Regions from separate parts of the Homo sapiens genome. Here region 2 is linked to region 1. A link is a loop called in an ENCODE intact Hi-C map of the cell type or tissue named here. Cell type or tissue: ascending aorta. All regions are shown on one strand. Each heading gives the region's core, and the rest is flanking DNA. Links, peaks and the distances in the headings are about the cores only. Region 1 overlaps SLC38A4-AS1 (SLC38A4 antisense RNA 1). Region 2 overlaps SLC38A4-AS1 (SLC38A4 antisense RNA 1).

Region 1 (16,614 bases), core at 4,445-12,444:
TGAACCATGGTCTGTAAGATCTGGCATTTCTATTCTTTGGCCCTTGACCATGCTAGTCTCATTCTACCCTCAGGGCCTTTGCCCTTGCTGTTCTCTCTGTCTGAAATGGTCTCCTCTAGATTTTTCAAGGTTGGCTTTTTTCATCCTTTTGCTGTTAGCTCATATGATACCAACTAATGGAAGCTTTTTGGTGATTGTTTCTTCATCTATCCCAGGTACCTTCTATCCTGTTATTCTGTTTTTATTTTATCTATAGAACATTACTATTTGAAATGAAAAATTTAAATATGTTTACGTGATGTTTTCTGTTCCCTCTGTTCAATAAGAATATCAGTTCCTTAACAGCTTGTCTGTCTTATTTCCTGCTCTATCCTCAGTACCTGGCATAGAGTAGTTTCTCCATAGTCATTGAATGAATGAATGAATGAATGCAAATATATGGAAGAATTGTGGACCCTTAAATATAAAGTGTGCATTTCACTTCCAGTAAGATGAAATAGTCTGATTCAGAAACATAAACTCATGATGTTGAGCTACTGTAATCTGGATGTCCCAATGAGGTAAGCCAATTAACCTCTCTGGCCCCCATTGTCCTTCTCACTGTAAAAGAATGAACAATTGCCACTCTCTTGCCCAAGACGGATGCAGTGAAGAATACATGAGATGAAATCTGGCATATGTCTGGAGTTTTACAAGAGGAAGACATTCTATTTAACTGTTCAACCCATCATAAAGATGACTGGCACAGGCCAAAATGGCATAATCAAAATCCCTAAAGTCACATCAAATCACTAGACTATGAATCCCCAAAATGTCCTGAAACAATAGTCTATCAGAATTTCCACTGAGCTACAATGATAATGTAAATCCCAGGATCACAATTCACTGTGGTAGTTCCTGAAATATTATGAAAAACAAGGCCACTCCCCAAATGGATTAGTAATCACAAAGAGAATGCAAAATGCCTCCTGACAAAGCATGATCAACACCTCAATTTCCAGACTCCTCGTGTCCCTCTCTCTGTGGACACCATCAATCAATGTCCCTTTGGTACACAGGAGCCCACTGCTGGAGCATTCGGTCAGCACCTACTAGGAGGCTTACTCTCAGAAAAGCTTTTTGACATACATCCAAACAAACTGAAGAAAATATTGAAGTCTTGAGCTCCATTTCAGGCCCAGCAAATGGAAGCTGGCCTTATAGGTGAACAGATAACGGCTCAGCTCAGGATGACTCTGACTTAAGCAACATCCCTCTCTGGTTACCCACCTTCTGTGAAGGCTCTATGAGAACAAAGAGATCCAGAAAGTTCATCATACCTGGTATAGAAATTAAAAGAATGAGTGTTTCACTTAGGTAGCCCCAGGTTATTTTGATTTTGTTGTTTAGCAGTTACATAACTTTGGGCAAGTTATTCTAAACTTTCAGGGGCTTCAGATTTTAATTTGTAATGTGAGGATAATACTGCCGGTCTTTAATTGGTTGTTTTAAGGATGAAAGAGATAGAATAAAATGTTAAGCATGCTCAACGAACACCAACTATTCATATGAACCAATAGCTAATAATAATCAATTATCATTAATACCTGAATCCAAGTTATTTCTCTTTAATTCATCCAGCAAATATTAATTGGGCATCTGCTTGATGACAGGATTTGTGTTAGAAGTTGGGGATGCACAAATGAACATGGTAAACTGATTCCTATCTTTGTGCATATTTGTAAATAGGTAATTATGGTATGGCATAATAAATGTTACCATGGGAAGAGTTCAGAGTGCACTGAGAGCAACCGGATGGAAAATCAAACATGGCCCAGGGAGTCAGGAAGGCTTCTTGGAAGAAGTGATGCTTAAGCTACGGATCAAGGAAGTCATCCAAAAGGTTGGGAGGATGGAGTAAAGAAAATCCTATGCAGAAGAAATACTATTTGCAGATAACTGAAGAATAGAGAGCAAGGCATTCTCAAGTTGCAGAAAATAGGTTTGCGTATGGCACAAAGTCTGGTAAAAAGGGGTTTTGCAAGTTCTTGTTAAAAAAGTTTTTACTTTAATCTGAGAACTACCTGAAACATGGTTAGATTCAAGCCAAAGAGTGGTTTGGATGTATTTATGTTTTAGAATAACTCTGGCTGCAGCGTAAAAAAAAATAGACTAAGCAAAGAAACCACTATGAGTCTATGAATTAAACAGATATCCTACAAGGATGTAGACCAGTGGACATATTCTACAGATATCTAGAAGGGACAATGACAATGACAGGACTTTGCAATTGATAGGAAGGTAGAATGAGGGAGAGAAAGGAGTGGAAAATGAACATCAGGTTAAATGGTAGTGCCACTCACTGAAATAGGAAGCACAGAAGAGGAACAACCTTTGAATGTTCAATACAGGATAAGCTGAGTTTGAAATGCCCACAGAGCTCTCAGGTGGAATATTCAGCAATAAGGTGATTAATCAGGCCCAATGATATGGTTCAGCTGTGTCCTCACCCAAACCCCATCTTGAATTATAATTCCCCTAATCCCCATGTGTCATGGGAGGGACTTGGTGGGAGGTAATTGAATCATGGGGGCAGTTACCCCCATGCTGCTGTTCTCATGATAGTGAGTGAGTTTGCACAAGATCTGATGGTTTTATAAGGGGCTTTTCCCTCTTTGCTCAGCACTTTTTTTTTTTTTAGACAGAGTCTCACTCTGTCACCCAGGCTGAAGAGTGCAGTGGCATGATCTCTGATCACTGCAACCTCCAGCTTCCGGATTCAAGTGATTCTCCTGCCTCAGCCACCCGAGTAGCTGGGATTACAGGTACCCACCACCATACCTTGCTAATTTTTGTATTTTTAGTAGAGATGGGGTTTTGCCAAGTTGGCCAGGCTAGTCTCGAACTCCTGACCTCAGGTGATCCATCCACCTCAGCCTCCCAAAGTGCTGGGTTTACAGGCATGAGCCATCACACCTAGCCAGGAATTTCTTAATGAAAATTTGCTTGTGTATGTGTGTCCTAGGTGGCATTATAAATTGTATTATTTATTGTATGTCACAGTAAAAAAAAAAAAGTACCTGTACCTGTAATATAATATAGACTCCAATGTGTTTGTTGAATGGATAAATGAAGTGATTTTATAAAATTTATTTGATTTAATAAAATCTACCCCCAACTACAGCCTTGTGAAGTAGGAATTGTTGTGCCCATTTTAAAGATGAGAAAACTAAGACTATAAGGGTTAAGTGACTTGTCCAGATAACAAAACATGTAAGAGTAGGAATTGAGAGTAAAATCCAAATGTGGCTGGCTCTAAATTCAAGGATCTTAACCACAGATGGGTTGTTCTTGAAGCACTGGACATAGGCTGGCTCACATAATGTCAGGAGAAATGAGAAGCTCGGAGGGAACCCGAAGAAGCCTGGTGTTGGAAGATGGGCACAGGAGGAAGAGTCTCAGAGACACCAGAGGAGCTGCCAGAGAGGAGTCTTGGGAAGGAAAAGGAGCACATCAAGAAGGAGGGAGAGGTCCCAGTTGTGAAAAGGCCCAAACTTCAAGAAGAATAAAGACTGAAAATTTGTTAAAGATGTTGGCAAGAATCATTTCAGTGAACTTATAGAACACTGAGGACTGAGAGTAAAGGAGAGGTAAATATAGACAACTCTCAGGAAGTTTGGCTATGAATCAGAGGGAAGAAGACACAGTCAAGGCAATGTTTCTGCTTATTTATTTACTTGTAAGATAGGACATTCTGAGGGTGACTATATACTGATGTAAAAGTTGATATACTGAGAGAGGATAGTTAAAGGAGCAGGGTTCTTGAGAAGATGAGAGGTGACAAAATCCAGGTAAGAGGTGGGGTGATTGGCCTTGGATAAAGGAAGGAATGCTCTCTTGTTTAATGAGGGGGAAAGGGAGAAAAGGTAAATGCAGAGACAAACTACAAGGCTCTATAGCAAGATGTTGCCAGAGCTCCTCTCTGATGGCCTCTTTTTTCTCTAAGACACAGAAGGAGAGCTTGTGCTGTGAATGAAGAGAGGGTAGGGAATGTGTGGAATTGCCTCCATTAAAAAAAAAATAAACAAGGTTGTATTTACATTTGGATGAGCATAAACCCTCAGAAGCCTGTTCCTAGTTTTCCAAAAATCAGAAAGCCAAAACTTCTCTCCATCACAGGGCACCGCAGGAATGGAAAAGCAAAATGTTGATAGATACGTACTCCAGTCAGGTGAGAACAGAGGAGGGAGCGGACCAGGAAAGCCGGATTATGGGGCAGCACAGAGGATCCAGTTGAAGGTGGAGCCCATGAACTTCTAGTGACACCAGTCAGCAAATGTCCTGGAAATGACTGGAGAATCTCTTACTCTAATTGGGCTGTTTAACACATCAGGACTTCAGTAATAAGAATCTTACTTCATCCCTCCTGTGAACACTTAAAGCTGAAAGAAACAAACATCCAGCACAGACTAAAAGAAAAATACAAAAACATAGCCATTTTATGGGACTTATTGGACCTTCAAATGTATAAAATCTAAAGCAAAGTTGTAGCCTTTTGGCACCACCCTCATTTGAGCCTTATGCATTTGTTGGAAGTTCCCAATCTTGTATTTATAGGTGCATAAGATGATGTTAGTATTACTAGATTTATTTGAAGTTAGATAAACATAAACCCTCAAAAACCTGTTCAGAGTTGTCCTAAATCAAATTTTTAAATGCCCTCTATCACTGTGTAGTGAGGTAACAGGGATACAAAATATTGACATTAATTTCATTCCCAATGGCAAAAGCAGGTTCTTATTTTTCTTTATCTGAAATGCTTGACTGCTCCATTTATACCACCATGCTCATAGCCACTCACCCCCACTCTGTTCCAATAAGTCAATATTCTCCTCTTCCCATAAGTCCCCTAACATCTCTGCAGAGCCCCCCAGTGCCTTTATTGCAGACACACGGGCAATGGAATGTGCCCTCCAGAATCCAGTGTAGCTCTACAAGGCAGGGTTACACCTGCTCTCCAGCCACACCCTGCCTAGCCCAGGGCTGACCTAAATATAGAGCTCAGTAGACATGCTGAAGGTCCTCACAACCATCTGGTGGGAAATGCTGGATCCCTACCTCACTCTACATACCCCCAAAATTCCAGCTACACCAATGTCAGAGACATGTGAGCCAGAGCAACTCCATCTTGAATAGGAGCTGGGTAAAATAAGACTGAAACCTATTGGGCTGCATCAAATTAAGGCTTTCTAAGTCACAGAATGAGCTAAGAGGTCAGCATAAGATACAGATCATAAAGATCTTGCTGATAAAACAGGTTGCAATAAAGAAGCTGGCCAAAACTCACCAAAACCAAGATGGCCACGAGAGTGACCTCTGGTCATCCTCACTGCTTACACTCCCACGAGTGCCATGACAGTTCACAAATGCCATGCCAATGTCAGAAAGTTACCCTATATGGTCTAAAAAGGGAGGCATGAATAATCCACCCCTTGTTTAGCATATCATCAAGAAATAACCAAAAAAATGGACAACCAGCACCCTCAGGGCTGCTCTGTCTATGGAGTAGCCATTCTTTTATTCCTTTAATTTCTTAATAAACTTGCTTTTGCTTTGCACTGTGGAATCGTCCTGAATTTTTTCTTGTGTGAGATCCAAGAACCCTCTCTTGGGGTCTGGATCGGGACCCCTTTCCTGTAACACCAAGATTTAAAATGGAAAAATAAAGCTATAAGAGTACCAGGAGGGGAAAAGATTGAAGAATTTTTTCATAACCTCAAAAAAGTGGAAAAGGCCTTTCTAAATTTTTCCATAAAATTCAGAAGCTATAATATCAAATATTAAATGCATTTGACTACATAAAAAATAAAAGTTTCTGTATACCTCAAAACATCATAGGTAAGATCAAAAGAAATTGTACTTTACATGACAAACTAAGGACTAATTTATTCCCTGAATAAAGAGCTACTATAAATCAATAAAAAAAATTAAAGGCAAAGGATTGGAATACCCACAGAAAAGGAAAAAACAAATGACTTAGATTATAAATAGGCACTATACTATTCATAATAAAAAAGATGTAAATTTAAGCAGATCAAAATATTTAACAAATTGTGTTGGCAAGTATTTATAGAAACAGGCACATTCTTGCTTTGCTGGTGGGAATATGAATTATTGTAACCTTTTGCAATTTGACAATAATCACTAAAATTTAAAGTACACATATTGTTGGAACCAGAAATTGACTTCTGGGTATTTATCCCATAAATATATTCCCACAGATGAAAATGCATCTTTGTAATAGCAAAAGATTAAACATAACTAAATGTCCCATGGTGGAAGATTAAGACAATATTATTAAATATTGAGATGGGAAGATCTCCAAGACATGGTTAAGGGGAAAATAGTATGGTTCAGAACAGTGTATAGAGTATGCGATCACCTGTATTAAAAAATATATACACATATCCTTATATATGCATATGATTGTAAATATGCAACATACCCCTATAAGTATATATAAGAAACGAGTAACAGTGATTGGGAAAGGAATAAGATGGCTGGAAAATAAAAGAAAGAAGGATATTTGTATTCAACATATTGTATGTGCACATTTTGAATTTTTTAACAGCTGCTAACAAGTTAAAAATATCAATATCCAGCAAATTAAATGAAGATACCGCCAACTCACATACACATAAAGCTCACTTAACAGTATACAACTGTGGGAAGACTGATCAATGATCAGTTGAAATCACCTCCGAAAGTTTTTCTCTAAATATGAATTCTGGGCTGGGCACAGTGGCTCACGTCTGTAATCTCAGCACTTTGGAAGGCCGAGTCGGGCAGATCCCCTGAGGTCAGGAGTTCAAGACAAGCCTGGCCAACATGGTGAAGCCTTGTCTCTACTAAAAATACAAAACTTAGCTAGGCATGGTGCCTCATGCCTATAGTCCCAGCTACTCGGGAGTTTGAGGCAAGAGGATCGCTGGAACCCAGGAGGTGGAGGTTGCAGTGAGCCAAGATCAAGCCATGGCACTCCAGCCTGGGCGACAGAGCCAGACTCCGTCTCAAAAAAGAAAAAATAAATAAATAAATATGAATTCTGGATGAACGCTTAACATTCTTGTGTGCACAGAAAGCACACATACAGTGGTAACAGCACCATTGCTCCTGCGGAGAGGAACAGAACAATTCAAATCACTGATGTATGAACCTAGGAGCTTCTTTGCAGGCCATGATTATGTGATTCTGGCTTAGTTCCCATCTTAATTAACTGCTATTTTAAAAAATAATTTGTAATGATATCATTAGAAAAATTAAAATAAAGAAAAAAGTCCCTAAATGGTCCTGAGTCAAACTTGAGCTCTGGCCCCACTCAAGAAGAGAGAAAGCGAAAATGGCCTCTGAGATAAGTTTGAGTCTGGTTAAAAGCTTGCTCCTAAAACCATATTTAGACCCTTGGTGTACTGTTTGTCATCAAAGAAATCTGGCACATTATGTAGAAGAGAAGGATTAATGTGACTACCAAGTAAACCTAACAGTGAAATCCAGCCATGTTACTCAAGTTGATGAATGATTTGGAGTGCTGGTACGCTATTGTAAAACACAGTTGACTGTTTACAAGACAGAGCAATTTCTTTTCTTACATTTTCTCCTCCAGCATTTCTGAGCAATTATATTAGGAAGTGGCTGTTTACCCTGGCAGCTGGGCTCCGTATCTCCACCACTGGAGAGGCAATTCCCCGGGCTACAAATACCCGGAGAGCTGACTCATTACATAAAAAGGAAGTTCTGTTTGGTAAAAGAGTTTAAAGAACACACTTTAAAACGTGCATTAAACACTAGTGTTAATCATTGCCAGAAAGGACGAGTAGGCCACAGGCGAGTTGGTGAACTTAAACCCAAACTTATTTTGATAAAATTTGGTACCTTGAACTCTAGATCTTTTATGAAAACTGAGGTTGTAGGCCCAGCACTAACAAGAGTGTCAGGAACTTTCCATTTCCATTATAATTCTAATAAATTTATTAATATTTTAATGTGATAAGTATGACACTTCTCTTTGTTTCCTCATCTAAAACAATAAGCCTGGCATACTTACCTATATTAGGGGTGATGATGAAATTCAGTTAACTATGCCTAACACCGTATAATCCCTGGCGTGGATAGTTCGAAAAATAAATATCTTTTTCTTAATTGTAGGCAAAAATGAGAAAATAGAAAATATCTATTAATAGTTTCATCTATCATAAAATTTTATAGCCATAAAAGATATCTAAGGGGAGTGTATATTCAGGGCAACTTGAATCTATGCTACCTGATTGCAATATATATCTATATGTCTAGCAACTATACTCACAAATACATATGTAGTAATTTTTTCCCAAATTGCTTGTACATTTCCTTTCTTTTCTATCATAAGACAGGAAAAAAAATTATCTCTGGACAATTCCCAAAGTGGATGCATTTTTTTCTTGTCTGGGCACACAGCCAATAGAGATTAAACTAGGAAGGGAATTGATATGACCGTGGGTGAGTATATTAACCCCTCTGGATGCCAGTTTTCTTCTCTGTAAAATAAAAACTGGACTAATAAGTGGTTTTCAAACCTCAGTATATTTTAGAGTTACCTAGGAAAGCAGATCTTGGCCATCAGGTTAGGATCTGTGCATTGGTATTTATTTTTACAAACTCCCAAGATATTCTGATGTACACCAAAGTTAGAAAATTCCTAAATCCAAGCATTCCTAAAGTCACTTCTGGCTCTAACAATCATCAATCTTTTTTAAAACATACCTTCTTTGCATATATAGAAAAAATTTTTTAAGTGTAAAACTGCAATTATATACATACTTTGGGGACATTTTTTCTCTTTTCTATTTTTGTGTGGCTTGCCCTCCTGCTGATACTCCCATGGGCCCCACGGTAACAATCTATCAGTGATCTTCATAAAGCACGCAGGGGCCTTCCTGGTCCCTTATTCTAGATTTGGGATGCTGAATCCCAAACTTCAAATGTATTTTTTTCATCTAACTGAAAATATCAATTATGTGCAAATCCTCTGTTTCCTCTCATTCTGTCTCCCTTACCACCATCCAGATAACCTCGTTCCAACTGATTCTGCACAATCACGATTGTCTGCCTCAGTGTCTCCAGGGTGAGCTCAATGCTTGGTGGGCACTTAGGAATTGTTTGTTGACTGACTAACTGGCTTTGGAAAGGGAGAAACTCAATCTTTTCTGCTGATTGTTTGCTGACTCTTAGTGGGAGGTTATCTTTACTAGGATATCTTTACTAGGAGTAAGAATATCAGAGATGCATGGAAGCAAAAAAGCAGTCGAAAGCCAGAACCCAAGTCTTCCATGAGTCCACTGAACTCTCTCAATTCACAGGCAAATGAGACTCTGAAATTGGACATTGCATATATAAAAATAAAAGGAAGAAATAATGGTTTCCTCCAAAATAGGTAAATAGAGACCTACCAAATAACACACACCAATCCAAATAAATACCATGTGGAATTTGATAAAAATTGTTATGCTTAGTCTATTTGATTATATTTGTTAAATTTTCAAAGAAATTGGATCAAGTAGAGAAACTGAATGTATTGTATGGTGTTCTATTTGAATAGTAACAAGAATAATAAAGCTAATTTGTAATTTGGAACAGGCAAAAAATTAATAAAATTTTGCTCATGGGTGGAAATCTTCATGAGACTGAAATTTCATTCATTTGCTCATGGAACCAAGCATGGGGAAAAATGTTCCCAATGAATCACTATGGATGAGAAGCTGAGATATGATTTACCACCTCACCTCCCCATACAATACATTAATGGTTCCCTGCATGTTTTACTTTATGTTCATCCAAAACACCCAGATTAATAACCAAGCACAAGAGTGTATATAACATCACATTGCCCATCTCTGAGGTGCCAGGAAGGATCGTGCCAAAACCGTCAGGAAAATGGATTGTGCTGCCTCCCTTGGCAATACAAACCAGTGTGTAATAACCCTCTTAGTCAGTTTACCCTTCTGTTGCCATTAATGTAGATTACAAACTTAACTAAGAATGCAGCAAAAGATCCAAAGATCAAAAAGAGCATGGATGACTACACACCCTCAAATCTATAAAAAAAAATTAATACAGAGCATACACATCAACCTGTTCTTAAAAACACTCTCAGAGCTGTCACATGTGCTAGATAGTTCTCCACAGAGAAGACCTTGGTCTTCAGGATGTCAGGCAAACCTCCTGACTCAAGCACTGAAATAAACACAAATCACCATTATGAAGTCAAATCTATAAACAAGCTTGGAAACCAATCCAAAATCCCTCAGATCCACACCTATACACTCAGTGACTCATGTCTATGAGCCATGGTGACCATGCCCAGGGTTGGGGTCAGAAGAATCAGGGGAAGTGCAATAGCAAGGGGACTCTTCCACAGCCTTTTTTGAGGGTTCTTCAGTCCTGGCTAACTCTGCATTCCATTTATGATGCCTATGAGGAATACAAGAGGAGCTTCAAATAAGCACTGGGTATATGAGCCTGGAGCTCACCGAAGTCAGAGGGGGATGGACATGTGGGAGTTTTTAGCATGTGGGTAACCATAGCAAAGCCTTGCAAATTAATAAGGGCCCCTTTAAATAAAAAAAATTTCCATTATAATTTTGGCCAGCCTTCCCAAAATAGACTTTCTGCATTATTATGACAATATTTTAATTTTGAAATTTTCATAAGATTTACTCTGTTGCAAATTAGCTGTTAAAACTTACGCAAGTCATTTAATTAAATTATTAGGCTCTTAGTTTCTTCATCTGACAAGCTTAGATAAATAATAATTATAAACTCTAACTTCAAACGTTAATCTGAGGATCCAATGAGAAGACAGATAGAAAAGCACTTAGAAGATTTAAAACATTATCCAAATGAGACGTTTTATTTCTATTAGGGTTTTTAAATTTTTTAATTTTGAAATTTGTCATAAGATTTACTTTGTCAATTCCTCCTAACAGTGTCGATTTCTCCTAAGCTTGCCTTTCAGTCTTGGTGTTTGGCCTTTGGGACCAGTCCTCTCCTTCCACCTTTCACGCCCTGTCTGGTCCACATCTGTATGAACTACACTCAGCTGGTCGATGTTACTTTCCTACCCAACCTGCTCCTAGAGGAAAGTCAGGGCTCACAGAGGCTCCCTCCAAATGCACAGCCATCAAGGAGAAACAATATTTGTCACCTTGGGCTGCCATAACAAAATACAGACTGGGTGACTTAACCAACAGAAATTTATTTCTCACCATTCTGGAGGCTGAAAGTCTGAGATCAGGAAGCCAGTATGGTCGGTTTCTGATGATGCTTCTCTTCCTGGCTTGTGGGCAGCTGCCTTTATGCTGTGTGCTCACATGACCTTTGTGTAAGAGAAAGCGTGAGAGAGCTCAAGCACTCATGTCAGGACCCCACCTTTATAACCTCATTTAACCTTAATCATTACTTTATAGGCTCTATCTCCAAATTCAGTTTCATTGTGGGTTAGGGGTTCAACATATGAATTTTGGAGAGACACAATTCAGCCCATAGCAGACAATGCAGACAATGAGAATACTCTAAAGCTAATCCCAGAAACAAAAGTGACCTGAGGAGATTTTATTTAATCCAATATGAATTTGCTCTTACCTTCCACTCTTTATTTCACCTGCAGGGTCTTTCTCATGAAAGTGGGATGAGGGTATGCAGTATTCTCTTCACAAAATGCAGTCGCATTTTAGAAATAGAATTACTTGCAAATTCAGACAAAAGCCTTGGAAAGGTACTCCCCAAACTATAAACAATAAAGAGTTCCCAGGTGGAATTGGTAGAAAGATGGGGGAGACGGGGGGTTGCTATTATGGTGTTTTCTATTCTACATACTTTATATTATCCATTTTTATATCATGAGACTGGACATGTATTACTTTGCAATTGAAAAGAAAAATAAACTATGAATGGAAAAAATAAATTGAACTAAAATGCTGACATTTAAGGAAATGTGTTGTGAATATCAAGTCTAAGGAATAAAAAAGTTGACTTTTAGCATGCTCTTTAAGCAACTCTGAATCACACTCCTGAATTCTCCTACTTGTTTTTTCTATGATTTTAAGCTGGAAATAGATTCCTTAAAAACTTTAATAAACTATTCATTGTTAATAACAACACACAAAAAGTTGAAAATCTTTAGAAATAAGCTTGCCTTTTTAAATTATATCTCTTATTTCTTTGCATATTATTTTAAAGAATCTAATCTAAACTTGTATTTTTTTAAAGACTTGGCAAAGCATAAGATTATTGTCAAATTATTTAAGAATACCTATTTAAAATTATTTAAGAATACCTATTTAAAATAATATTTTATGTGTTGTGGCTATTTTACATTATTCTAAGTCATGTAATCACACATGACATGAAAATTAATGAAGAGGGGTAGATTGAGAAACAACTCATCTGGCTCATCCGTGGATCTCTGATCAGGTGATCCCTCTGTCACCAAGGGTAACTCATTTTTTCCTGACTAGAGAACAGTCGGTTTCCCTATATGTAAAATAGGGACTGTGAGAATTTAGAAAAATTTGTCCTCAGCAGAGTACGTCCTTGAAAAACTTTGACTGCTCAAGAGAGTCCTATACGTAGTAGGCATTCAATAAATATATAGTAAATAAATAAAATTGGTAAAATTACTAGCCACACTTACAGACAAATGACATATTTAACAATTAACCTTCTAAAAATTGTAACAGCTAAAAAGATACTCTTTCAAAGACCCAGATTTATTCTTAATTGTACTTTTTTTGCTAGATTCAAGAAGGATTGGGAGGATGGAAATCAACTCTTAGATTATCAGAGCAGGCAGAAAAGAATCAGGAACATCTTCATAAGCAAAAATCCAATGAATGCTTTTTAATTGAATTAAACAGTCTGGAGTTGTTTAAATAATTTCATTTATTTTAATGTTCCACTATTAAACACTGAAAAAAGTGCAGCCACTGCTCCTCAGGACGAAATAGATTTCTCCTACCCTTTGAACTCAGCCAACTTTCTCCCAGTATATTTTTAGTCTGCACAGGAAATACTAAAGACTAAGGAAGTTGGAATGTGACTGACCTTTTACCTGTAATGATACCAGCAATGCCAACATTCGCCACCAGTGACGTGGGGATAGAGATGACAGGAACTCTTTGCTACGGAACTGAACAGCTTCTTTTCACTTGAGTTGATATCTATCCCTGTAGTTTTGCAATGTCCTATAATTACTTTAGACATCACCCATTTTAAAACAGGGTATGCCACACTTTATAATCCACTCCACTTAAAAGAAACCGTAAGAGGCCGGGCACAGTGGCTCACACCTGTAATCCTAGCACTTTGGGAGGCCAAGGCGGGTGGATCACGAGGTCAAGAGATCAAGACCATCCTGGCCAACATGATGAAACCCTGTCTCTACTAAAAATACAAAAATTAGCTGAGCATAGTGGCGCACGCCTGTAGTCCCAGCTACTCAGGAGGCCGAGGCAGGAAAATTGATTGAACCCGGGAGGCGGAGGTTGCAGTGAGCCGAGATCACACCACTGCACTCCAGCCTGGTGACAGAGCGAGACTCCATCTCCAAAAAAAAAAAGGAACCATAAGAATACTATCATAATGCTGTTACCCTTGACTGAAGATCCAAACAGATTGGTGAAATGAGGCTCTAGGAAGATTATCTGCAGTATATGCAGCCAGATCGTTCTCTATACTTTAACATGGGGCCTCCCTGTGCAAGGTATCTTGTGAGGGTAGCCTGAGTAAAATGTCTAAATCATTAAAATGTCTGGTCATTTAACATGAAGCAATTTATCAACACTTTGGTCACTAACACTTAACAGTGCAGCATAATTATGCTTTCAAAGCCTTTCACACTCAGACATTAAATAACTTTGGTCCCAGTTCATAGAAAACTTTATAAAATATTTCCTTCCTTCATAGTTGTAAACCAACAAAAGATGACGACATCATCTTCCTTTATTCTCATTTAATTGTATGAATCAGAATCAGGCTTTTCATTCATACCAGGTAATAAGTATCCAAAGGCACCTACAGACATTGTGCACATATTAATTGAGAAACATAAATTTTTCTATTACTCCAAAGTTTCCTTGACGGGATTCAGAGGTAGCAATCACCAAGTTCTGCTGAGAACACCTCCCAAACTGCTTGTCTCCCCTCCCAGAGCCACTGCTCCTGTGGTCTAAGCTACCACCATTGCTTGCCTAAATTACTGCAACTGCCCACTAACCATCCCTCCTCTAATGTATTCTCCATTTCACCAGAGACAGCTTCCTGAAAGGCAAATCTGATAATGCCTCTCCCCAACTTAATATCCTTCCATAGATTTCCATTGTTCCAAAACAGAATGCTGATTCTTGAAGATGGTAAAAATGATTGCACCCCTGCTGCTTTCTCTAGTCTTACTCCTCTATTGTTAAACCATGGAGGGCTCTCACTTCCTTTATTTAGCATTCACAAAAAAAAAAAAATTTACCTTCAAGTGGTAGTTTTTGTAATAATAGAGATGTTGCTACTTTTATATTATTATACAGAAAAAGCGATTCTTATCAAACTTAACAGTCCCTAGCCAGCCAATCATTTTTGTGAAAGAGACAAGAATGTGGCAAACAGGCATGATATTTTAAGTAACTAAATGATATTATAATATAGTATCTGTATTTTTTTAATTTTTAATATGTACCAAACATATATATGTACTTCCCATTTATTAAATCTCATCTAATTCTTCCAGTAGCCCTTTGAAGTGGGTAACATACCACCTCCATTTAACGATGAGATGAGTGCTGGAACTATGGATTTGTTCACTCAATTTCCATTCATTCTCACTGGTGAGGTTGCAAAGACAAAAACAACATTTTCAAGATCTCCCTGCAGCTAGAGTCCTGGAAGGAATTTGGGTCCCAAAAGGTGGATACACACAAGTGTGGCATGAAGATATAGAAGGCAGACACCACCTTCCTATCCCTTCTTGGCTATTTCTGCTGACAAACAGGGTAAGGCTCCTAGCACCACGTCCCAGGACCCAGTGTTCAGAAGCCATGGCAACAATAGTAGCAGCATTAGGTTCTTGACCCTGGCATAGCTCCATTGCTGGTCTCAGAGTTGGTAGCTCCCCTGGTCGGCCAGTTTTGTAAAATATCTTTCCGTTTCAAATACTTAAAGTTGTTTATCTTTTCTTATATTGAACCTGAGAGTGTGCAGAAGCCTATATGCTCATTAGACTACAGTTAAGCTGCTGAAACAAAGACACTCAAAAAATAGAGTGGCTTAAATAAGACAGAAATTTATGCTTCTTTATGTAACAATACAGAAGTGGGTGGTATCACAGACGTGGAGTGGCTGTATTGTCATCAATATGCAACATCTCTCTTTGGCCCAAGGCAACTCCAATTGTTTGCTATTTCTCAGCCAGTTGCAGAAAGGGAAGTGGAATAAATACCCAATGATGTTCCAATACTTAAAAAAAACTCCCATTCATGTACTACTGGCTATAACTGAGTCACAGAGCAATCCCTAGTCACAAAGAAGGCTAAGAGAATATAGTCACTAGGTAGGTAACCATGCATCCTGCTAAAACTAGGTGGGTGGGGGGTGCATTTTGTTAGATAAAGAAAGCAAGAATGGTTACTAGGGTAAATTATCCACTTCTGCCATGTCTACCCCTCCTCCCAATATCTATGTACACACTTCTTTTTGCAAATAAACACCACAGTCACCCCTATCTTTGAGTAGGATTCTAATCTATTGGCTTCTATGTGAAAGTCAGAATAGCCAAAGTTTGTCCCTGGTCACAGTTTTTAAGCCAAGTCTTCTCTTTTATCTACTGGTCTCTGTGCTCAGCCTGTCTCTCTTTCCTTTCATTTAATGTTGGCTAACTTTAGTGGCAACCATGTGAAACAGGAAGGCAGCATCTTCAGTGTAATCTTTGCTCTGGACTGGCTTCAATTGTCCAGCTAACTGAAGGCACTGAATAGTTGGCAGTTGAATACTTAACAGAAGGCACATGGAAAAGGCCACCATCATCAAACTTATCTACTGCTGTTTGCAATACAAACAGATTTTCCAACTCTGCATGACTGAATCTTTCAAGCACATTAGATTACAAGCCATAGGTAATAAGAACCTCCCTTATCAGAGCTATATTCTCTTCTATCTTTGCTTGCTGGCTAATAATTCCATAACTTCCATTGCTTCTTATAATACATTGTTAAAAGTAGTGAGGACTAGCCAATATATATCTATATGCAAAGTTTTTCTCACTGAGCTAAAGGTCAGCAGGTGTATGGCATGTCTTCCAAGTTATGATAGGCAACTGTTTTAGCAAATTACGTATCACAGAATAACAAGTATTACCAATGTTTCTAGATCAAATTTCATGCCCATGTCACCCTCTGCCTGTTGCTATTCAATGACACAAAATTTAGCTTTTTGTTATGGCAACGCCCCACTTCTGGTTCAAATTTCTATATTAATTAGGGTATACGCTAAGGTCTTCTTTAAAAAAAAGACCCCCACCCCCACCCCAAAGTATCATGTCTTCATAACATAGAAATT
Region 2 (13,356 bases), core at 4,068-12,067, 130 kb before region 1:
ATGTTTTCCTCTAGAATTTTTATCATTTTGGTTCTTAAATTTACATTTACCATCCATTTTTGCTGGTACATAGGAAATCCTTTTGCAGGACCTTTCCTTAGTTCAGCTAAAGATGAGCTTCTTTGTCCCATGGCCATGAAAATTCAGGCTCACAGACAATTTGAATGATGAGTAGGACAGGGTTTTATTAGGTGAAAAGGAAGAAAAGGGGCAAACAGGGACTCTCGCAAGGCCAGAGTCCCTGCTAGAGTACTTGCCACACGCAGCTTGAGTCCCAGGTTCCACACAGGAAGAGGAGGGGCCGGGCTCTTCCCCACTGCAAATGGCACAAACTTCCCAAGGTTCCACCCCCATGTGCATTCCTCCCAGTGGGCAGACTTGTTGGAGATTATCCAACAAGACCCCCTCTCACCTGGCACACTCATTATCTCTTGAATGAATGACAACATTCATTTTGTATCTGAGGTAAGAATCAAGATTCATTGTTTCCTTACAAACATCCAGTTGCTCCACCATCACTTGTTGAAAACTTTCTTTTCCCCATCAAATTTCCATCTTTGTAAAAAATCAACTGATCATAAATATAAGAGTCTATTTCTGGGTTTTTCTGTTCCATGCATCTATATATCTACCCTTCCACTACTACCATACAGTCTTGATTATTTAACACTATATAAAGTCTTGAAATTGGGTAACATAAGACCACCAACTTTGTTCTTCTTTTTAAATTTATTCAGTAATTTGCATTTTCATATATATTTTATAATTAGCTTCTGAATTTCTAAAAACTAGCATGCTGACAGTTTGATTTGGAATATATTGAATCTATAGATGAATTTAGGAAGAATTGAACTCTTAAGAAAATTCAATGTTTACTGTGTATTTTTTAAAAAATTATTGATTCAAGGGCACATTACTAGTATTGGAAGATCATACTTTAAGGGAAATTCTGTTGTGCAATTATGTACCTTTTTCTGAAGTTACTTTTGCATACGCCTCAGTTTCCTAGTCTATAAAGTGGGAAAATGGGATACTTACCTCTGAGGATCACAACTGAAATATTAGAGAGGGTATAAATATGGGATAGAGTCAAGTAAAAGAATGAAAGGGCCAGGCGTGGTGGCTCACGCCTGTAATTCCAGCACGTTGGGAGGCCAAGGTGGGTGGATCACGAGGTCAGGAGATTGAGACCATCCTGGCTAACACGGTGAAACCCCGTCTCTACTAAAAATACAAAAAATTAGCCAGGCATGGTTGCAGGCACCTGTAGTCCCAGCTACTCGGGAGGCTGAGGCAGGAGAATGGCGTGAACCCAGGAGGTGGATCTTGCAGTGAGCTGAGATCTAGCCACTGAGCCACTGCACTCCGGCCTGGGTGACGACAGAGCAAGACTCCATCTCAAAAAAAAAAAAAAAAGAATTAAAGACATGTAGTCTTATTCAGCTCTAAGAACTTTGGGGGATAAATATTTTTTAGAATAATTTTGAAAAAGAATTATTTAAGAATGCATCTTAACTAGTAAATTTATTTTGTTTTCGGTTCATTTTCTGGTGACCTACAAAAACAAGCAGCCAATATTTTATCCAAACCTGATAAGGAGCTGGCTTTGTTTCATTCATTTGTTCAACATTCATTTACTATGTACCAGCATGGATAAAGCACTGGGTACAGGGTATGCGTGTGTATGTGTGTGTGTATTATTGGTGTGCATAAGTACACCCATAATTGTATGTGTCTTTCTTTGTATTTGTACCTTTTGATGAAAACTCCTATAATTGTTCTTCTCCTCCTCCCCCAATCTTTTGAGCTAAGATTGAAATTATGTATCACTGATTATTTCAGCCTGTTCTCAACATTGTTTCTTTCAGCTTATTTTGTCCCTGATATTGTTGCAAAAACGTGATTTCTCTGGCCTTTGCTCTGAGGTTTGAAGGAGGGGAAGAAAGAGACTGAAGTTAGAGGTAATGATCATATGATGATCTTTTCCTGTTTCAGATCCCAGGCCATAAGCATCCCACCTTACAGGAAAAAAAACAACAGCCAACAAATATTTACTAGGTGCCTGGATTTAGTATATTGGAGGCTGTTTATGTCAATATCATCACAACTTGAACTACACTGTTTATCTGTGATGGTGGAAGAATGCTGAAAAGATGTAGGCAGAGCTGTGAGGAGGCTCCAGCAACCATCCAGGTGAAAAGCGATGGAAGTCAGGACCAGTGGTGACAGCACAAATGGAGAGAAGTGGATGGGAAATATGGGAAATATCACAGCTGCTGATGGATTGGATACAGGATTTGAGAGAGAATGATGCCCAAGTTGCCACAACTGCAGGATGCCGTTATGTTCACTGAGATTTGGGAATAGTGAGTGTTGGTCAGGGTTAGTAGAGGGAACATGGTGAATTTGTTTTGTTCATGTTGAATTTAAGATGTTTTTGAGATGACCAAGTGGATACATGAGGACATGCTTGACCTGGTATTCAAAGGAAAGACATGGACTGGAGATACACATTTCCAAGTCATGGCCATGTGGGCAGGAATTCAATCCTGATCATAGAGTTTGCCTGAGGAAGAAGTATAGAGCAAGAAGAGGACAGGGCCCAGGAATGGGTTTTTGGGAATTCTGATATTTAATGGTCATATAGAGTAGCATGAGTCTGAAAGGGAATTAAGGAAGAACAGAGAGAAAATTTAGTTGAAAGACCAGTAGAGGCTGAAAGCCAGAAGAAAATAGTGTTTCAAAAAGGTGTAGATTACGGAAGTGGGGCTATAGTGTTCAATGCTGCTGAAAATTCAAGTAAAATGAAAACTGGATGAACACACAATTTCATAGCAGGATATAGTTTCCAGCTAAGGAGAGTCTTATTTGTGAAAGAGAGAGAGAAAGAAAGAAAAGGAGGAAGATGGAAGGAAGGAAGGAAGGAAGGAAGGAAGGAAGGAAAGGGGAGGGGAGGGGAGGAAGGATAATTTCTTAGGACAAATAAATCAAAACAACCCAGAAGTGTGATTTTTGGCACTTTCTACCTATGGATTGGAGATTTCAAATTTCAGATTCCTCTTTTCATCTACCTATGGATTGGAGATTCAAATTTCAGATTCCTCTTTTCATCTACCTATGGATTGGAGATTTCAAATTTCAGATTCCTCTTTTCATTATCTTCTTTAGCTAGTAAGAAGAAAATAACTTTCTTTACCTTTTGACAGACTGGAATACATCGACGTTCTCCCTTGAGAAAAATTCTAAATGTGGGATTATCTAGCTTTAAAAAAAAAAAAAACAACAAAACAAAAATCTTCGACTACCTTTGGCAGTCTATTCCAGAAGGAACTGTCAGGATCTGCAAGCATCTTGAGTCCTGTAAGATCGGTTCATGACGTCGCTACAGCCTGGAGTCCTCAGCAATCAGAAACCCAATAGATGCAGTTTACGAACACAATTTAGACAATCTGGAATTGGCAATGGTGTAGAAATTCCTTTATATTCACTGGTAAAGCAGCTTTCAGATACTGAGAGAAGCATATCCAAGCAAACTAAAGTTGGAGGCTATTATGAAAATATGCAATGTTTCTAAAGTTGCTTTTTGACACAAGGACTTTTTGTTTCTTAGCAAATAGAATTTTAGACCCAAAGTCAAGAAATCTGAACTTAATTTTGTTAAATAAACCAACTTTATGATGTAAACACGCCATTTAGGCCTTCCGAGCTTCAGTTTTCCCCTCTTTAAATTTAAAACATTTCTACCCAACTCTCATTGTTGTCTCTGTGATCAAAGATCATGCCCATAAATGTGCTTTAAAAACACCAAATGAGTCTGGGTGTGGTGGCTTATGCCTGTAATCCCAGCACTTTGGGAGGCTGAGGCAGGTGGATCACTTGAGGCCAGGAGTTCGAGACTATCCTGGCCAACATGAAGAAATCCCCATCTCTACTAAAAATACAAAAATTAGCCAGATGTGGTGGCGGGCATCTGTAATCCCAGCTACTCAGGAAGCTGAGGCAGGAGAATCGCTTGAATCCAGGAGGCGGAGGCTGCAGTTAGCTGAGATTGCGCCACTGCACTCCAGCCTGGGTGACAGAGCAAGACTCTATCTCGAAAACAAAACAAAACGAAACGAAACAAAACACAAATGCCACCAAATGATATAAAAATGCCATAAATATATTTTTATTAATCTTTTAAACATGTTGAGTATGGCTTAAATTTCCAAAGATGGTTAAGAACCAACAAAACAGCCCTCTGTTTTCAGCAGAGATTTTAAGACTTTTTAAAATTTACACATTATAATTTATATCCTATAATTTCCATGGTATTTTTAAAAGTTCTACCCTGATGCCCTCTCAAAAACAAACAAGTAAACCCACAGTAAATGTCTAACTTTGGCTTTGCCCTAACACTTTTTAAAAAAAAAAAATAAACCTCACCTTATTTAGGTGGTAAAAGTCACTTCACACATCAGCTTCAATTCTCACCTTCCCATGAGATCTTCCCTGACTTTAGCCATAGTGACTGTCCTGTCTGTGGTTTTTAGCCACAGGGCCCAGCACGCACTGTGCTTTTTCACTCTGTTCTCTAATTGGGCATGTGCGTGTTCTGCTTCACCAGGTTCAATGATGATCAGGAGAGATGGCGTTGAACAATTCCAGGTACCAACCATAGTTCTTTCTTAGTTCCTCACAGATCTTAATCCATGCATACACATGTGTTTGTTAAGTTTTTAAATTTAAATAGCATGGAGCAGTGGAGTAGAGAACAGACAGTACAAAAGCCTCCAGCTTGGCTTTGTCATTCACTAGCTATTGGCACTGAGTAATTTACCCAATGCCCCTGAACCTTCTTTATCAATAAAAAAGGAAGCTGGGCTAAGTCTAGTTAATTCTATGATAACCAAAATTACATTGATAGATTCCATCCAGCAGTTAACCTTTAAACTCTCTTCCTACAAAGCTGACAACACCTTAGGTCTCTTTTCAGTCTAATCTCTGGTTGCTCTTACTATTAATACTATTACTATTATTAACATAGTATTCCTTGAGCATCTACTAGGTGTTATGCCCCCGTGCCAAACACTTTCCTTGTATTATCTCATTTAATATTCACCTCACTGAGATACTGTACCAATTGGGACTTACAGTGCAAGCTATAGAAACCAATTTGGGCTGATTTAAGGAGGATATCAGGCAGCTTATAGGATTATGGAAGGGCTGGAGAACCCTTTTGAGGCTCTACAGGCTGGAGTACCGCTTAAAAATCACACAATTGAACCATTTTGGTGAGGTGACCACTGCTACTCTGGGAATTGGCTAGTGCATCCTGTAGTGCTAACCACTGGGACTACCATCCCTGCCACCACTGCTGCTCCTGAACTTGGTTCTTCTACCACCATCCACTGTGAGAAGTCATTTGTTAACTGCAGCTCTGGGGCAGGTGCCCACACCATAATTACAAGGGAGGCTGGGAGAGCAAGTAGCTGACATTATATAGTGAACGCATTCCTGAGTCACAGGAGGGAGACTCCACACACTGGACAACCAAAAAGAATGGCAAATGTCCACTGTAAATATCCTCACTATTATTATCTCTATTTATCAAACCAGAATATTGATGTTTAGTAAGGTTAAATAACTTGTCCAAGGCCATAGAGATGGCTAGTGGCCAAAGCAGGCTGTCTGGCCCCATACACTACAGTCTCTCCAACAATGCTCTTCCCGCTCAGGCTCAATAACTTCCAGTGAATGGGAGGCTCCAAAGAGGTTAGCTTGGATTGTAGATTTAATTTACCTTTATCATTATGGTTGTCATCATCAACATTATCACTATATTTAAAGACAATCTGCAAAGTTGTGACTCAATGACCAATCTACTCACAAACCCCTAAGTCACTTAAATGTACCCATAGACATGAAGATGAATTTCTATTTTTAAAAAAAGAAGTTCTCATAGGCAAAAATGAGAATAGAAAAACACCTCTGGTTAGAGATAAAGTGATAACTCACAACTAAGGAGCCAAAGTTCAGCCACAAGCTAGTACAGGAAACTGTGGTCCCATCTCCTAAGACAGCTACCATTTTACAATGAAACAACAACAGCTCTCCAAATCTCAGTGTGTTCTCCCTGCAGTTGTTTGCATTGCAATTATGGAAGAGGAAAACTGCAGGTCCTCTGATAATAGCTCAGTGGAGAGAACGCTGCACACTTAAGAATAGAATCTACATCAAGAAAGTGGGGAAAGCAGTCCTGTTCCTCCTCCCCACCCACCTTCAGACTGCTTTTTCCTAGAGCGTAGGAGAGTTGCTAGACAGCCAATTCCTGATTATGTGTGGTAAGGAGGAAGGAGAAGGAAGGACAACATGGACAGCCCCCAAACCACATTTTATGGCTACAAGCATTGTCTCCTTTACCACAGAACTTTTGCCAGAACTGAACATTAGAAACCAAATCTCTAACTGGGGGTTGTTGTCCTGCCTTTCCCCAGCCCTGGCTGCCAGTCCTTTTTGGTAGAGGAGGTTATAAGCAAGTAAAGGGCCCAAAAGCCCAAGTATAAGGAGATGGCAGGGAGAATTCAATAGCAGGAATAATCCACAGAAACCAGAAAGGCAGCTACTCATTTCTGAGGGAATCAAGAATTAGCTACATTCTTGCTCTCTAAGCAACAACTGTCATGTGATCTTGTTTAAATACTGAGGTTTGATCAATTTCTAAAAATTATTTTGATTTCCCAAAACACATATGTATAATCTGCTCCATCTCAATGAAGAAAGTGGGTTAAAAATGTGTACTCACTCACCCTTAGTCATCTGATTCTAATTTAGAACACACTTTTCCTGGCTTTCTACTACAACCAAAACTATTCATTGCACTGATCATAACAATTCTCCTAAAACAGGCAATAAAAGGAGCAGAACTTCCTCCTGTGGCCAGAAACTTTCCCAAAGCTTAGGCCTTCCAGCAATTACATGCCTTTTCACTGCAGTACCTTAACCTATTGCTAATAAAGCCTCTTTGGCCAGTCAGAGTTGCCATCTTTAGAGACAGAGGGCAAAAACAACAAAAAAAGGAGACACTCTCAGAGCGGTCATTTATTCAAACTGCCCCATCCGAGAAGCCTCTATTCTTGGTAAGGAGGAGCCCACTTAGGAGACTACATAAAAGTACACATCAAGAGAATTCTGAGATAAAATTTTATATCCTGAATGATTAAGAATGGTGTTTCTAAAACAAACAATGGTTTTAGTAATAGACCCTTCAATGGCTAAGTGCACCAACATTATTATTTTTTATTTTTTATTTTTGAGACAGAGTCTCACTCTGTTGCCCAGGCTAGAGTGCAGTGGCATGACCCCAGCTCACTGCCAGCTCCAACTCCCAGGTTCACGCCATTCTCCTGCCTCAGCCTCCCGAGTAGCTGGGACTATAGGCACCCGCCACTACGCCCGGCTAATTTTTTAGTAGAGACGGGGTTTCACCGTGTTAGCCAGGATGGTCTCGATCTCCTGACCTTGTGATCCACCTGCCTCGGCCTCCCAAAGTACTAGGATTACAGATGTGAGCCACTGCGCCCAGCCAACATTATTTTTAATAATTAATGAACTACTTAAAAGAGGAGGATTATTTGTAAGGATTTTGAAATAATGGAATAACTTTTAGAAAATTATACTTCTGTCATTTGTAGCCCTGATTGGCTTAATTTATTTTACACATCCAAGGCTGATGTACTATAATCAATACAATGAATAGCCCCAGCAGTCAGTCCACAAAAGGATTTTTAGGGCTGTTTGGTGTCCATTACTCTGAGAAGCAGATGAACTGAATTTGAGTGTCAAAGGTATACCTTAATAGAGAAGTTGTATAAATTGCCCAAGATCACACAGCCAGCCCAAGAATCTAGTCGTCTGACTCTGCTCAGGGCACTTTCCTTCCATTGTTTGGACTTTCTGCTTTAAGGAACAGATTTATCAATTTGGTGAGAAAAAAAAATGTGATGAGATTTTCAAGAAATGTGCCAGGAACACACACTGCAGAAAAGACAGTCTCTTCAATAAATGATACTGGGAAAATTGGATATCCATATGCAGAAGAATGAAACTAGACTTTTATCTCTCACCATATACAAAAATCGACCAAAATGGATTAAAGAATTAAATCTTAGACCTCAAACTATAAAACTACTACAAGAAAACATTGGGAAAAATCTCCAGGCCATTGGTCTGGACAAAGATTTCTTGAGTAATATGCCACAACCACAGGCAACCAAAGCAAAAATGGACAAATTGGATGGCATAAAAAGCTTCTGCACAGCAAAGGAAATAATCCACAAAGTGAAGAGATAACCCACAGAATGGGAGAAAATATTTCCAAACCACCCATCTGACAAAAGATTAATAACCAGAATATATCAGGAGCTCAGACAACTCTATAGGAAAAATTCTAATAATCCAATTAAAAAATGGACAAAAGATTTGTATAGATATTTCTCAAAAGTAGACATACAAATGGCAAACAGACATAGGAAGAGGTGCTCAACATCACTGATCATCAGAGAAATGCAAATCAAAACTACAATGAGATATCATCTCACCTTAGTTATAATGGGTTTTATGCAAAAGACAGGCAATAACAAATGCTGACAAGGAAGTGCAGAAAAAGGAATCCTCATACACTGTTGGTGGAAATGAAAATTAGTGCAATCACTATGGAGAACAGTTTGGGGGTTCTTCAAAAACTAAAAGTTAAAAATAGAGCTACCATATGATCCGGCAATTTCATTGCTAGTTACATACCCAAAAGAAAGAAATCAGTATATCAAAAGGATATCTGCATTCTCATGTTTGTTGTGGCTGTGTTCACCATAGCCAAGATTTGGAAGCAATCTAATTGGCCATCAACAGATGAATGGATAAAGAAAATGTGATACTTATACACAATGGAGTACTATTTAGGCATAAAAAAGAATGAGATTAAGTCATCTGCAACTTGGATGCAACTGTTAAGTGAAATAAGCCAGGCACAGAAAGACAAACATCACATGTTCTCACTTATTTGTGTGATCTGAAAATCAAAGCAGTTGAACCCATGGAGATAGAGAGTAGAGTGATGGTTACCAGAGGCTGGGAAGGTGGGGATGGTTATGGGGTACAAAAATAGAATGAATTAATATGCCCTAGTGTTTGATAGCACAATAGGATGACTACAGTCAATAATAATTTAATTGTACATTTTAAAATAACTAAAAGACTATAATTAGATTGCCTGTAACACAAAGGATAAATGCTTGAGGTGATAGATACCTCATTTTCCATCATGTGATTATTACACATTGCATGCCTGTATCTAAACATTTCATGTATCCCATAAATATATACACCTACTATGTACCCACAAAAATTTAAAATCATACTTTTAAAAAAGTCATAAGACATCAGCTAAAGACAACCACTCAAATGGAGAACGATTACACACAATCTTCACTGTTCTCCCCAAATTTGTTTTTAGAAAACCATTTCAGTGTCTATGGAAACATCTGCTGTTTTCCTTACATGAGATGCACGCTCCCCTGTTCTCTGCTTCTCCGAATTCTGCTAGGCCTTCAAAACTCAGCATGAACCCTATACTACTCCTCAAAGAAGTCCTGCTTGATCACTTGATACCTCTTCTCATAAAAATAGAGGCAACACAAGAAAGAGGTGACAAATGAGGGTTTTAAAGTCAAACAAATCTGGATCCAAAATCTGCTCTTTACAGGCTTTTGGGTTACTTATCCATGAGGTGAGATCATATATACTCATATAATGTTTAGCTTTAAAACAAAACAAAACAAAACCTTTATAGCATTTATAGACAAACTCAGAGGCTCACAAAGAGTATTCTGAGCTCTCTGGCAGTCTAACAATGGATTATATTGGTCATAATTAGTCTCTTCAATATTTGGGGTAACCAGATAGAGCTTGAGGCAAGTCGGGTGGCTAAAGTCTGCCAGGCTCACCACCTCTGGCCATGAACAGTTCCTTGGTTCCCACAAGAGACAACATGATGAATTGTTTCTAGTACTTGCTGCTCTACTCAACATGCTGAGTATAGGGAAGAGGGTCCTTTACTGCCAGGTCATCTACATCAGCTACCATCTATCATGGATGAGACACAAGCCCAAAGTTGCAAAGGGTATCCAACGTTCTGCCTTGGGAGTGTCATATGCCCTTGCTTTTTCATATTTCTTGTGCTCTTATGTTAGTATCTGCCATCCAGTGTAACAGTTGCTTCTTCTGATTTTTTGAATTTGCTTTTTTAGGGAATGATGTTTTTTTGAAGATGTATCTATGGTTTTGGTTGGGTAGGACACTTTAGCTTTGATTCTGAGTATACGCAGTAGTTTGGTCGTTGTATGATTTCTTTGGCTCTAGACAGCATCAGTAGTGTCTGTGACTTCCTCAGTGGCACAGGCTATGGTTGTCAGTGTAGTCCGTAGTGCAGTTTTGTTGGCATAAGGACTCCAGGTGAACTTGTCCTTGAGTCCAAGTGGTGGTGGCAGCATGCTAAGCATGCCTGTCCTTGGGCCTCTCGGTGGCGTACACAAGCACCAATGTTACTGGGTCCAAGTAAGCCAATTCGTGGGCCTCCAGGTGGCTGCTCAGGTGCTGGTAGTGGCAACAATAGCTGGGCAGGTAGGTGGGTCTTTTGGCCCCTGGGCAGCATGTGTGATGTGAGTGATGGCTGTAGCAGTGGTAGGACAACCAATGGGCACAGGCTTGTGTTAGAATTGCTTTGACAGGCTAAGTGTGTCAGTACTAAGACCTCCAGGTGGTAGATGTAGATGGATACCGGCTATAATGGTAGCAGTAGCCTAAGTGGAGCCATCCTCAAGCTCCCAGGAGAAGTGCACAGATGCCAACAATGGTGGATGGCGGGAGCAATATCCAGATTCCTGGAAATTGTGTTTAGTCACTGAGGAACAGGGGGAGTGCCAGACCAGATAGACCCATCCTTGGGTCCCCTAGTGGTGCACACATGCACAGGCTGTGGTAGGCAAGATGGTCTTATTTCGAGGTTCCCCAGTGGAATGCTTGGGTGGCAGTAGCAACAGCTGCAGTGAACAAGGAGACCCCACCTCAGGGCACAGGCAAGTGCACTATGGCCTTGCTGCTGGGGAAACAGGGTTGCTACCAGTGGCAGCAGCCACAGGCAAGCAGCAGTCAGGCTCTGGGGAGGGCATGCTTCAGCCCCCAATAATGGTAGCCTTGATGGTGGCAATGGTAGCTGCAGGGAGAGCAGCCCTCAGTGTGCGTGCCAGTGTGCAGCATCCCTGCTGCTGGGGGTAAAGGGGTTGCTGCCAGTTGTGCACACCTTTGCCCCCAGCAGCAGCAGTGTCAGCAGTTGTAGGCTGAGAGAGCTTTTCCTCAGAGCATGTGCAAGGGCACTGAAGCTCTATTGTTGGTGAGGACTGGGTTCCTGTCAGTGGCAATAGCCCCAGGCAAGTGGATTTTGGGCTCTGATAAGTGCATGTTTGTCCCAAGGAGAGCTTTCCCAATGCATTGCACCACGCATTTTCCAGGACACAATACATTATGTGTGCTAGAGTGCTGGGAACCCTACTGCTCCCCTGAGTCCAACCAGTGTTACACTGCTGCAGACCTCCAGGTAGACAAAGGAGGATGTCAGTGTGGCTTCAAGGATGTGTAGATGCAGGGGCTGCTGGGCCCCAAGGCAGAATGCAGGCAAGTGGGGACTAGGCTCTCAAAGTGGCATTGTGCTGCAGCTGCTAGGACTCAGAAGATGGTCTGGAGCACAGTGTGAACTCCCTCTCTGGAGCAATGTTATTATGTGATATCTATGCAGCTCTCTCTGCTAGTCCCAAGGTCAGCAATGCTTGAGGAGCTCTCCAATGGCTAGGGTTGCAGGAGTCCATGGTGGAAATGTAGACCACTGGGTATCTCTCATTTATCCATTCCCCACACTGGTGAGTGACTCTGGGATCCCAGCTGATCAAAGGCTGAGCTGGGCTACTTTGCTTCCTTCTCCGTCCATGCCTTGGGTGTTTCCTGTAATTTCTCTGTTGAATTCCAGTGTTCTCTCTTAGATGCTTTCTTGGAAGTGTGATTATCTGCTTGCTATTTTGGTTATTCCTTGTGGACGAGGTAAGTGCTGGATGCCTCTAGTTAGCCATCCTGAATTCCCTCTTCCCAAAATAATTTAACGAGAAATTACTCAGGGTTTTTCTTTTTCTTTTTTCTTTTCCTACTGAATCTAGGAATTTAAGGAAATTTCTATCAGAATAATGGCTGATCACAAGAAAATGGAACAGAGAACTCAATGACTACACATCACAAGGAATATAGTTCAGGAAAAAATGCAGGCAAAATTTTCTAAACAAATAACAACAGCATCCATCCCTCACCAAGCAATAACAGCAATCCCCAAGGAGGAGGTGAATTTGATTTCCAGAGTTGCATGTTACAATAGTGAAAATGTCCAGTTCTCAATTTAATATTGTAAAGCATACAAACAAACTGGAAAGTTTGGCCCATTCACTCAAAAGTGAAAGAAGTTGACAGAAACTATCCCTAAGGAAGCCCAGACATTGGGTATACTAGACAAAGACTTCAAATTAACTCTCTTAAATGTAATCAAAAAACTGAGTGAACCAGGAACAAAGAACTACAGAAAATCAGGAGAATGATGTATAAACAAGCAGGGACTACGAACAAAGAGGTAGAAATTACAAAAAGTAGCCAAACAAAATTTTTGATACTTAAAAAATACAATGGCTGAAGTGAAAATTTCACTAGATGGTTTCAACAGCAAATTGGAGCAGGCAGAAGAACAAGTGAACTTAAAGATAGGGCAATTGAAAGTGCCCAATCCCAGGAGCAGTAAGAAAAAATAATGAATAAAAGTAAACAAAGTATAAGGGGGGCTGTGGTGCACTATCAAGCAGACTAACATACATATTTTCAGAGTCTCAGAGGAGCAAAACAAAGAGAGCAAGATGAAGAGACACAAAGAAAGAGAGAAAAGGAGATAGCTTATTTGAAGAAATAATGGTAGAACACTGCCCACATTTTATGGGAAATATAAATCTACGCTTCTGAGATGCTCAACAAATTCCAAGCATGCTGAACTCAAAAAGAACCATACTGAGATATAATCAAATTTTTGAAACAAAGAGGAAACATTGAAACCAGCAAGAAAAAAAGTGCCTTCTCAGGAACATGAAACAAATTTCTCAACAGAAACCATAGAAGTCAGAGGCAATGGAATGATATATTTAAAGTGCTGAGAGAAAAAAAAAAAAAAGGCCAGCCAAGAATTCTATATCTGACAAAAAATATCCTTCAAAACTGAAGGTGAAATTAAGACATTTC

The links. A loop is a pair of places that touch in the nucleus more often than their neighbours do. Peaks named below come from ENCODE experiments on the same cell type or tissue, not always from the same donor. Only the 100,000 strongest peaks of a DNase experiment are listed, where the experiment ranks them.
Region 2: a loop joins it to region 1, with 1.9 times the contacts of the local background. A loop is called at or near these places in 2 of 110 quality-filtered maps.

Annotation. Positions count from the first base shown.
Region 1 is chr12:46,464,928-46,481,541 of GRCh38, reverse strand. It overlaps SLC38A4-AS1 (SLC38A4 antisense RNA 1), which reads right to left. Exons shown (of 4, transcript NR_125380.1): 3 at 11,280-11,389. The region is part of intron 1 of LOC124902923 (a long non-coding RNA gene); the gene reads left to right. Among named protein-coding and RNA genes, the nearest start is that of SLC38A4-AS1, 90 kb to the right of the region's middle. RefSeq lists an enhancer at 7,520-7,719 and a silencer at 11,035-11,084. In ascending aorta, for the core only: no CTCF peak of the experiment used is centred there; a DNase peak (open chromatin) is centred at 7,701; H3K4me3 peaks cover 1,094 bases; H3K27ac peaks cover 2,173 bases.
Region 2 is chr12:46,602,108-46,615,463 of GRCh38, reverse strand. All of the region lies in intron 3 of SLC38A4-AS1 (SLC38A4 antisense RNA 1), which reads right to left. Among named protein-coding and RNA genes, the nearest start is that of SLC38A4, 220 kb to the left of the region's middle. RefSeq lists an enhancer at 10,736-11,255. In ascending aorta, for the core only: no CTCF peak of the experiment used is centred there; no DNase peak of the experiment used is centred there; H3K27ac peaks cover 3,524 bases.